Linked DNA regions of Homo sapiens: region 1 is linked to region 2. A link is an interaction called in ENCODE POLR2A ChIA-PET data of the cell type or tissue named here. Cell type or tissue: PC-9. All regions are shown on one strand.

What was found. Peaks named below come from ENCODE experiments on the same cell type or tissue, not always from the same donor. Only the 100,000 strongest peaks of a DNase experiment are listed, where the experiment ranks them.
Region 1: POLR2A ChIA-PET joins it to region 2 with 15 read pairs; 1 of 35 experiments calls an interaction of 5 or more read pairs at or near these places.

What each region holds. Positions count from the first base shown.
Region 1 is chr2:28,353,512-28,358,511 of GRCh38, forward strand. LOC105374381 (a long non-coding RNA gene) reads left to right here. Exons shown (of 3, transcript XR_939873.3): 3 at 1-577. It overlaps LOC105374382 (a long non-coding RNA gene), which reads left to right and starts at 4,866. Exons shown (of 3, transcript XR_007086256.1): 1 at 4,866-5,000. In PC-9, no CTCF peak of the experiment used is centred here; a DNase peak (open chromatin) is centred at 2,770.
Region 2 is chr2:28,183,166-28,188,165 of GRCh38, forward strand. The region is part of intron 7 of BABAM2 (BRISC and BRCA1 A complex member 2); the gene reads left to right. The region is part of intron 1 of LOC100505736 (a long non-coding RNA gene); the gene reads right to left. Among named protein-coding and RNA genes, the nearest start is that of BABAM2-AS2, 120 kb to the right of the region's middle. In PC-9, no CTCF peak of the experiment used is centred here; DNase peaks (open chromatin) are centred at 2,196 and 2,916; H3K27ac peaks cover 782 bases.

The DNA.
Region 1 (5,000 bases), 170 kb after region 2:
CACCATTATCACCCGGCTAATTTTTGTATTTTTAGTAGAGATGGGGTTTCACCATGTTAGCTAGGCTGGTCTTGAACTCCTGACCTCAAATGATCCACCCGCCTAGGCCTCCCAAAGTGCTGGGATTACAGGTGTGAGCCACCACGCCTGGCCTGAACTGGGTTTTATATGATATTAAGAAATTGTTGTACCATGGAATACTATGCAGCCATAAAAAGAATGAAATCATGTCCTTTGCAACAATATAGATAGAGCTAGAGGCCATAATCCCAAGCAACCTAATGCAAGAACAGAAAACCAAATACCACGTTCTCACTTATAAGTGGGAGCTAAATGTTAAATACACATGATCATAAAGATGGGAACAGTAGACACTGGGGATCACTGGACTGGGAAGGGAGGGAGGGGGGTGTGGGCTGAAGAATCACCTGTTGGGTACTATGCTTACGGTCTGGGCGACAGGGTCCCTGGGACCCCAAGCCTCAGTGTCATGCAATTTGCCCATGTAACAAATCTGCAGGTGTACCCTTTATAATAAAAATTGATTTTTTTTTTTTTCTGAGATGGAGTCTTGCTCTGTCACCCAGGCTGGAGTGCAGTGGCATGATCTCAGCTCACTGCAACTTCCACCTCTTGAGTTCAAGCAATTTTCCTGCCTCAGCCTCCCGAGTAGCTGGGATTACAGGCACGCGCCACCACGCCCAGCTAATTTTTGTGTATATATATATATTTAGTAGAGATGGGTTTTCACTATGTTGGCCAGGCTGGTCTCGAACTCCTGACCTCCAGTGATCCACACCCCCTCAGCCTCCCAAAGTGCTGGGATTCAGGTGTGAGCCACCGCGCATGGCCAAAAGTTGAAATTTTTTTAAAAAGAAATTGTTAACTTTATTAACATTTGCTAAGACTTGGCATTATAGTTATGTTAAAAAAAAAAACGAATCCCTCATTCTGTTGGACATAAAAACTAAAGTATTTATGGATAAAATAATATAGTGTCTGGCACTGTTATAAAATACCAAAATTTTTTTAAGTTAGCTAAGAAGTAAAGAAGGGCCAGTTGTGGTGGCTTACACCTGTAATCCCAGCATTTTGGGAGGCCGAGGCAGGAGGATTACTTGGGTTCAGGAATTCAAGACCAGCCAGGGCAACATATGGAGACCTCATCTCTACAAAAAATAAAAAAATTAGCCAAGCGTGGAGGCACACATCTTTAGTCCCAGTTACTCGGGAGGCTGAAGTGGGAGGATCGCTTGAGCCCAGAAGGTCAAGGTGGCAGTGAGCCATGATCATGCCACTGCACTCCAGCCTGGGCAACAGAGTGAGACTCTGTCTCAAAAAGAAAAAAGAAATAAAAAAGGTAAGATGACAATGAGCCTTGAAGCTGAGTGATGGGCTCTCAGGGCCATGATAGTCCCTTCTTCTTTTGTGTGTTTCAAGTTTTCATGGTTTTAGTTACAAGTGGAGACAGGAACACATGAGTTCCCAGAGCACCAAACTTGCAGGGTGGTTGGAGCAGAGAGGATGAGACCTCACTCGTTCCCACCTTGGAAGTCAATGGGATCAGGGATCCCTTGGAAGTTGAGGGATGAGAGCACGGGCCCAGGGGGCATCAGCCCGTGGCAAGTCGCTCAGCAGGTTGGGAGCCTCAGGCTTCCAGCTCAGGCCATGGCGCCCCAGGTTGTGCAAGACAGAACTCCCCACTGTCTAATCCTCACATCCAGTCACCGGTCCTGTTTATTCTCACCCCAAAATCTCTCTCAGATCCACCTACCTTGCCCCATTCCCTCTGCCCACACCCCCCTCCTTCAAGCTGCCATCATCTCTTGCCCTGCCCACTCCAGTAGCCCTGGCTGGAGGCCAGGCCACCCTTTTGTCCCCATCAGTTCTCCTTGCACTACCCACTCTGCATTAGTCCGTCCCAGGCCCTCATTTACAGGCGGGAACACTTAAAAATGGACACTTGGCTGGTTGCGAGCTTGGTGCTCGGGAGCTGATGAGAGGCACAGACCAGGCCCCCTTCTCGGACTCCCAGGCTGGGACATTGAAGCAGAGAGCTGTGTCTACGGATGGGTCTGCCTGGGCAACCAGCTCTCCAAGAGCAGAGCTTAAGCTGCAGTCCTGCCTGGATGCAGCAGACATGGCTGGCTGGCTGGCTTCCAGAAAGGTCAGGCTGGCTGTTGATGGCTGACCTCACCGTCCTGCCCAACTGGAGAGGTTACTGTGGCCACAGCTGCCACTGTAGATAAGGTTGCCTGGGGACTGCAGTAGCCCCATCTCTGGCTCCTGTGTCACTCAAGCTTGGCCTGTGAGTGGGCCCGGAGCAGGCCTCACCCAGCCCACTGAGGATGGCAATGGTGTCCTGGGGGCCTCGCATCTTCTAGGGTTCCAGAGCCGGGGATGGAACTGGGCTCTGGACAGCAGGATGGCAGGGAACAATGCCACCCACCCCCTCCAGAGCCTCCCAAATTAATGACCACAACAGGAGGGAGAGCAAGGAGAATTGTGAAGAACTGAGGAGGTGGTGGCTGGCCCAAGTCTGTATGATTGGAGAGGCATCCCTGTTGGTTCCTTCCATCTCCACACAGATGCTTAATGAAGAAAACGGCTTTTCGGTGCCTCCCAGCAGCCACACACAGCCTGGGCAGGCCCCACAGAGCAGCGAAGGCCCAGAGACTTGACTTTCCCAGGCCCCTCCCACCCAGAGCAGGGCCCACGAGGCAGCTTCTCAGTCACGAATCAGCCTGTGAGGCTGGCGCTGCGCCTGGGCCTCCTGCCAGGGGCGTGAGGAAGGGAGTGCTGGGTTCAGACACTGTCCCTGCCGCCTCTGGCTCAGGGCTCACTGCCTGTGGCCGTGCCTCTTCCCCACCTCCAAGTCACCTTGGGCCTGGCAGTCCAGCTCAGAGTCCTGTCCTGCCTTCACTCTGGAGCACCTAGCAGCCACTTCACTGAGGCTCAGCTCCTGAGGATGGAGGAGCAGAGGACAGGCTGCTGAGAGGAGAGGGTGGCTGGGGACTGGGGGCAGAGGGAGCTGCACAGGGCTCCGAGCAGGCAGCTGTGTCTACCTAGGAGTGACTCCTGGTGTCGATGGATGACTCGGGGATAGAGTCTGGGGTCTGGAGGCCCTGCAGCTGGCACAGCCTGTCCAGGAACAGTCTAGCTGAGCTCTGGGAGCCCAGGCCAAGGACAGAGCCGCCCTGCCTGGTTCCCTCCCAGGCTCTCCCAGAGACCACCCACGTGGGCCCTATCAGCTGGGATCATTCTCCAGCCCTCTGGCTCAACCCACAAACCCACTGGCTCCGAGCTGCCCAGGCCTCCCTCCCTGGAACGGCTAAGTCCCAACAGCTGACCCTGGCAGGCATCTGGGCCACAGGGAGAGATGGGAGAGAGTGGCTTCAAGTGGAGGAGGGTGGCACCACCCTGGATGGGCCTTTGACCCTGAGGACACAGACTTCTGAGTGGGGCCCAGGCCTGAACAGCGGGAAGGGAGGGTGGGCAGCAGACTATCACCTAGCACCAGCTTTGCTCTGGTCTGGCTTTGATCTCCCTCCCCAGGCCCTGGGCTCTGGCCCCATAGAACAGTTTGCTGCCCTCACACAGGCATCATGGCTCCTTCCCTTGAAACTGGGCTCAGGCCAGTCTGTGTCTTGGGAGTGCCCGTGCCTCCCCCTGCCAGTCTAGTTCCTGCCTGTCCTCAAGGTTCAGGCCCTTCACAGGGCCCTGGCTCCCAGCATCTCATGCTCTGCATGTGCACAGCACGTCTTTCTGGAAGGTGCATCCTTCTGCCTCAGGTCTGAGGCACAGTGCACGCTATGGACCACAGGTCCTACAGCCTGAGCATCCCAGAGTCCACTCCCAGCTCCGCCACTTCCTAGCTGGGCGATGATGGACAGGAAACTGAAGCTCAGTTGCTCATCTGTAGAATGGGAAAAATAATAGCCACTTCACAGGTTGTTTTTCTTATTGTTTTATTGGGCTTTTTTTTTTTTTTTTTTTTGAGATGGAGTCTCACTCTGTCACCCAGGCTGGAGTGCAGTGGCGCGATCTTGGCTCACTGCAACCTCCGCCTCCCAGGTTCAATCAATTCCCCTGCCTCAGCCTCCCAAGTAGCTGGGATTACAGGCACCTGCCACCATGCCCGGCTAATTTTTTGTAATTGAGTAGAGATAGAGTTTCACCATGTTGGCCAGGATGGTCTCGATCTCCTGACCTTGTGATCCAACTGACTCGGCCTCTCAAAGTGCTGGGATTACAGAGTGAGCCACCGTGCCCAGCTTTTTTTTTTTTTTTTTTTTTTTGAGACAGAGTTTTGCTCTTGGTGTGATCTCGGCTCACTGCAACCTCTGCCTTCCAGGTTCAAGTGATTCTCCTGCCTCATCTTCCAGAGTAGTTGGGATTACAGGCGCCCACCACCACACCCAGCTAATTTTTGTATTTTTAGTAGAGACAGGGTTTCACCATGTGGGCCAGGCTGGTTTCGAACTCCTGACCTCAAGTGATCCACCTGCCTTGGCCTCCCAAAGTGCTGAGATTACAGGCGTGAGCCACCGCACCCACCTCACAGGTTGTTTTTTAACAAGGATTAAAGTGGAAGAGGATTAAAATGAGACATCTGTGGGACCTGCTTAGGCTGGGGCTCAGGATGTGCAGTGATTATTCCGCACCGTGGTGATGGTGGCAGTGGTCATCGTTCCTATGGTGAGTCCTGAAAAGAGCGTTGATTTTCTGAAGACAGGAACATGTCTTCTGTCTCAGTCTTCTCTGCCCTCCCGCCCACTCCTACTCCCCCGCCCCGCCGACCCCGACCCCGCCCCAGTGCCCTGCAGAGGGAGCCTGCTGGGCATGGGTAGAGAGCCCATGAGAACCTGGTGCAGGTGGAAGGAAAGGGGACCCCACAGGGAAGGTAGAAGGGCCAGGGCTTTCCCCAGCAGTGGCCAGATCTGAACAGAGATGACTCTGTGTTGCTGTGGCCACTCCAGACCCCAGACCGCAGCCTGATA
Region 2 (5,000 bases):
TGGTGGCTCACACCTGTAATCCCAGCACTTTGGGAGGCCGAGTGGGGTGGATCACCTGAGGTCAGAAGTTCAAGACCAGCCTGGCCAACATGGTGAAACCCCATCTCTACTAAAAATACAAAAAAATTAGCTGGGCATGGTGGTGGGTGCCTGTAATCCCAGCTACTTGGGAGGCTGAGGCAGGAGAATTGCTTGAACCTGGGAGGCAGAGGTTGCAGTGAGCTGAGATCGTGCCATTGCACTCCAGCCTAGGCAACAGAGCAAGACTCTATCTCCAAAAAAAAATTTACAAAACATATTTCTTCCCTCAATGTAAATGAAGGTCATATAATAGTGAGGCCTGAAGTAAGCGAGCAATAGCTGCCCAGTGGGACAGATGATGGTGCCTGGGCTTACTTTACAAAAAACAACATTCTCCAGCTCAGCCACCTTATCATAGACTCCCCCATCACTGGTTCAGACAGCATCCAAACAGGCTCAGCAGGTGTTTGCTCCATTAGAATTCTTACATAGATTTTGCAGACACACTGTCAAACCAGCCACACAGAATTTTATGTTACTTTTGGATGAAGATCACACACACACACACACACACACACACACACACACGTACATTGACTCGTTTGTGAGAGCGGAGGGCAGACACCAGCATCTGTTAACCAAATGGTGGTATACAACATGCATGTCCTGTTTATGTTTGTGTATGTGCTTTTCCTTTCCATAGTTGTTTTTCGTCTCCTTTGGGTAGACCTAGCATCAGGGAGTCAGAGTGTTGTTATTTGCTCATAGAGACACACACAACTCTTTTCTTCATGCTTGTATTCACACAAAACTAACTCCTAGTTTGTTGAACAATGAAAGTTTGCATTTGGGCATAGGAGATAAGTACACACTTGCTCACATGGATCAGTAACACTTTGACTATTGTTAGCCTTCTTTTGAAAATAAAATAAATCTCTGGCTTACCGTGAAAACTTTACAGATCCAGGACCATTGTGGCATCAAGAACTAGGACTGCCTCCTATTGTTCAATTTTCCAGATGCATGTCTGTCTTTCTGTCTCTGTCTCTGTGTCTCTCTCTCTCCCTCCCTCCCTCCCTCTCTCTCTCTCTCTCTCTCTCCCCCCCTCCCTCTCTCCCTCTCTCTCTCTGTCTCTCTCTCTCCAGGTATTTTTTTTAAATACTTTAAGTTCTAGGGTACATGTGCACAAAGTGTAGGTTTGTTACATATGTATACATGTGCTGTGTTGGTGTGCTGCACCCATGAACTTGTCATTTACATTAGATATATCTCCTAATGCTATCCCTCCCCTCTCCCCCCACCCCATGACAGGCCCCGGTATGTGATGTTCCCCTTCCTGTGTCCAAGTGTTCTCATTGTTCAGTTCCCACCTACGAGTAAGAACATGCAGTGTTTGGTTTTTTGTCCTTGCGATAGTTTGCTGAGAATGATGGTTTCCATCCATGTCCCTACAAAGGACATGAACTCATCCTTTTCTATGGCTGCGTAGTATTCCATGGTGTATATGTGCCATATTTTCTTAATCCAGTCTATCATTGATGGACATTTGGATTGGTTCCAAGTCTTTGCTATTGTGAATAGTGCCACAATAAACATACATGTGCATGTGTCTTTATAGCAGCATGATTTATAATCCTTTCCCCAGGTAGTTTATGTAGGAACTATTTAATGTTAAATGAATCATTAGGTAAAGTGCGTATACTACTTCATGAGATGGCTTTAATTAAGTCACTTATTTTCTTAAGACTTTATCTTGATAATTTTTTTCTTGGTTCATAATGAAATGGAAAAGATTTGTGCCTTGACTATCCTGAAACTTTTATGTTACTCTCACAAGTTTACTGAAGCTGCAAAGAATAAATAAGGCTATTTAAACTATGGTGACTATAACCCATTTATATTGAGAAATAAGCCTTTCAAGAGGTTAAAAATAGCATAAAGGCAGGTACATAAGATGCTTGTCAGCTAAAAAGACCCACCCAATTTAAAGTAACATTAATATATTAAAACCCCATTTCTTATCTGAGCATATTTATAGCAGAACAAAACTCCAGAGATAAATTCATCTGCCTTCAGACAGCCGTACACCTGAACTCCAGGTGGATGTTTGTGTTTGGGTCTGTTTCTAGGTGGAATGATCTCATGTTCTCCCTTACCACAGAATTGTGCAACACTGATACACACCTGTGTTTTGATCTTTAAAATCTGTCGTGGTAACATCTCAAGTAATTTTAAATAGCTTCGTGGATGATCCAGATTGCACGTCTGCCAGAAACATCCTTGGGCACAGTTTTGGAGCTGACTTGGATTCCTGCAATACTAAACTCGAGTCATATTGAAAATATACTAGGCCTTGGGTTCTGTTCCTTTCACTGAGACTTTTATCTCGATGCATTTTTTTGTATAAGTAATCCCCTTGGCCAGCGTCAGTGCATGAGATCTTAATTATCATTAAAAGAGAGTGAGATGAAGTATTTAGAAACTAAAGCAAGTTACCTGGATCACCACATTTCTGTCATTGCACAAGTATTTGAAGAATTATTTTTTTTGCTCTTTTTTTTTTGAATTGCAGAAATTTATGAAAATTAGAGACATTGTTTAATCTTCTTGTGCCATGAGACTCCATCAGGCCATCTACAAAGACCACTGGGAGGCTAAGGATCACTTGAGCCCAGGAATCGTGCTCTTTTAAATATATCTTTTTCATAAAAGTTATTTTAAAATGTGGCAGTTTAAAATGCCTGCTGAAAGAGTTGATCTTACCTGTAAGATCACAGATTTCTTTCTTTAAAAGCTAGTGGATACCCAACTTGTAAAGCACCAAAGTAGGACTTAGTGTGGGAATGTTAAGGAATGAAGCAGAGTTGAAGACATGGCTTATTTCAAAACACAGTGACTCATGAATGCAAAGTAATGCATTTCTGTTATGTTTGCAGATTCATGGTTAATTCCGACCTTAGCTTAACCACCATATTTTCAGGGCAAACTGTTGATGTGGTAAATTTTTTTCTAATGTATTTATTTTATTCTAGTTATTATGGGTAATACCAAAAATATGTAAAAAGTAGAATAGTGTAATGAACCTTCGATACCCATCATCCCACTTCTATCTGTGGTTAGCCCTGTACCCCACTCACTTCACAGTCCCCATGTCCTTCACTGGATTGTTTCAAAGCAAATTCACAAGTATGTGGTATGAATTTTTGTCTTTATGGGAACATTTTAGAGGATGTTACACTTTAGAGGGTATCACCCACATGGAGAGCAAAAGAAAGATGAGAAGTACATTCTAAAGAAGGCTGGGTGTGGTGGCTCACCCCTATAATCCCAGCACTTTGGGAGGCTGAGGCAGGAGCATTGCTTGAGCCCAGGAGTTCAGGCAACAAAGCGAGACCCTGTCTCAAAAAAGACACAGAGACAGAGACAGAGAGAGACAGAGAGAGGGGAGAAAGAGAGAGAGTATGTGAGAGAGAGGGAAAGGAAAAGGAAAGAAAGAAGGAGAAAATGGAGAAGCGAAGCGAAGCAAGGCAAGGCAATTGAAACAGTAGTGAAGAAGAGTGGTAGTATATCCTGTTAGCCTGTACTATCTATTGTAACATCATGGATCACAAGGAATTCAACATTTTTTTTTTTTTTTGAGACAGAGTCTTGCTCTGTCGCCCAGGCTGGAGTGCAGTGGCATGATCTCGGCTCACTGCAAGCTCCGTCTCCCAGGTTCACGCCATTCTCCTACCTCAGCCTCCAGAGTAGCTGGGACTACAGGCACCCGCCAACAAGCCCGGCTAATTTTTTGTATTTTTAGTAGAGACGGGGTTTCACCGTGTTAGCTAGGATGGTCTCAATCTCCTGACCTCGTGATCTGTCCACCTCGGCCTCCCAAAGTACTGGGATTGCAGGCGTGAGCCACCGCGCCCAGCCGGAATTCAACATTTTTAATAATGGGGGCATAGGTTTTTGATTGTGCATGCTACTGCAACTATGGTATGTGAGTCTTGATTCCTATTTTCTATCTCTCATGAGCACCTCTGCAACTCAGCCTGAATCTTGCCTATGAAAGTGGCAGAAGTGAAGCTATTAAGCTCCTAGAGACCCATAGAGAAGGGCCACTAGAGCATCTTGAGGGCAGGAGCCATGTTGGTTTGGGTAGCACTATAGTGGCTTGCACAGTGCCTGGCACATATTTGTTGCATGAGTGGATTCTTATATCCACAGAACTGTGACTTGAGTGAGTGCAGGAGAAGTTGTATAGCTCTTTCCACATACAGTTCCCCCAACCAGAGTGCTGTAAAGACAAAGCAGAGTCCCAGGAACAGTTCATGGGATTCTTTGTGCTTTGAGTCTTTCAGTGTAAAATTTATATATCTATCTGAAATCTTAAAAAACTTGGTAATGCCCTCTGGCTTTTACCAAAAGAATTGAAACACACTCACATACACAATATAGTCATTACCATTCTCCTAAAACAGAACTTTGGAATTTTTTTTTTTTTTTTTTTTTTTGAGACGGAGTCTCTCTCCTGTGGCCCAGACTGGAGTGCAGTGGTACGATCTTGACTCACTGCAACCTCTGCCTCCTGGGTTCAAGCGATTATCCTGCCTCAGCTGCCCAAGTAGCTGGGATTACAGGGTCACACCACCACGCCCGGTTTATTTTTTGTTTTTAGTAGAGACTGAGTTTCACCATGTTGGTCAGACTGGTCTGGAACTCCTGACCTCAGGCGATCTGCCCACCTCGGCCTCCCAAAGTGCTGGGATTACAGGTGTGAGCCACTGCACCTGGACTGGAATTATTTTTTAAAGATGCTTTTCTATTACTTTTGTCATTTAAAAGGACTCAAGTATTTTTCCCCGGGCGCAGGCAGTAGATATATATGTATTCTTTGGGGTTGAACTCAAGTTTGAAATTTTAATCTGTAGACTAGGTAGCCTCTGAGGTATGTGCCACTGCATGATCCATACCACAATGCCCGCCTCGTTCAT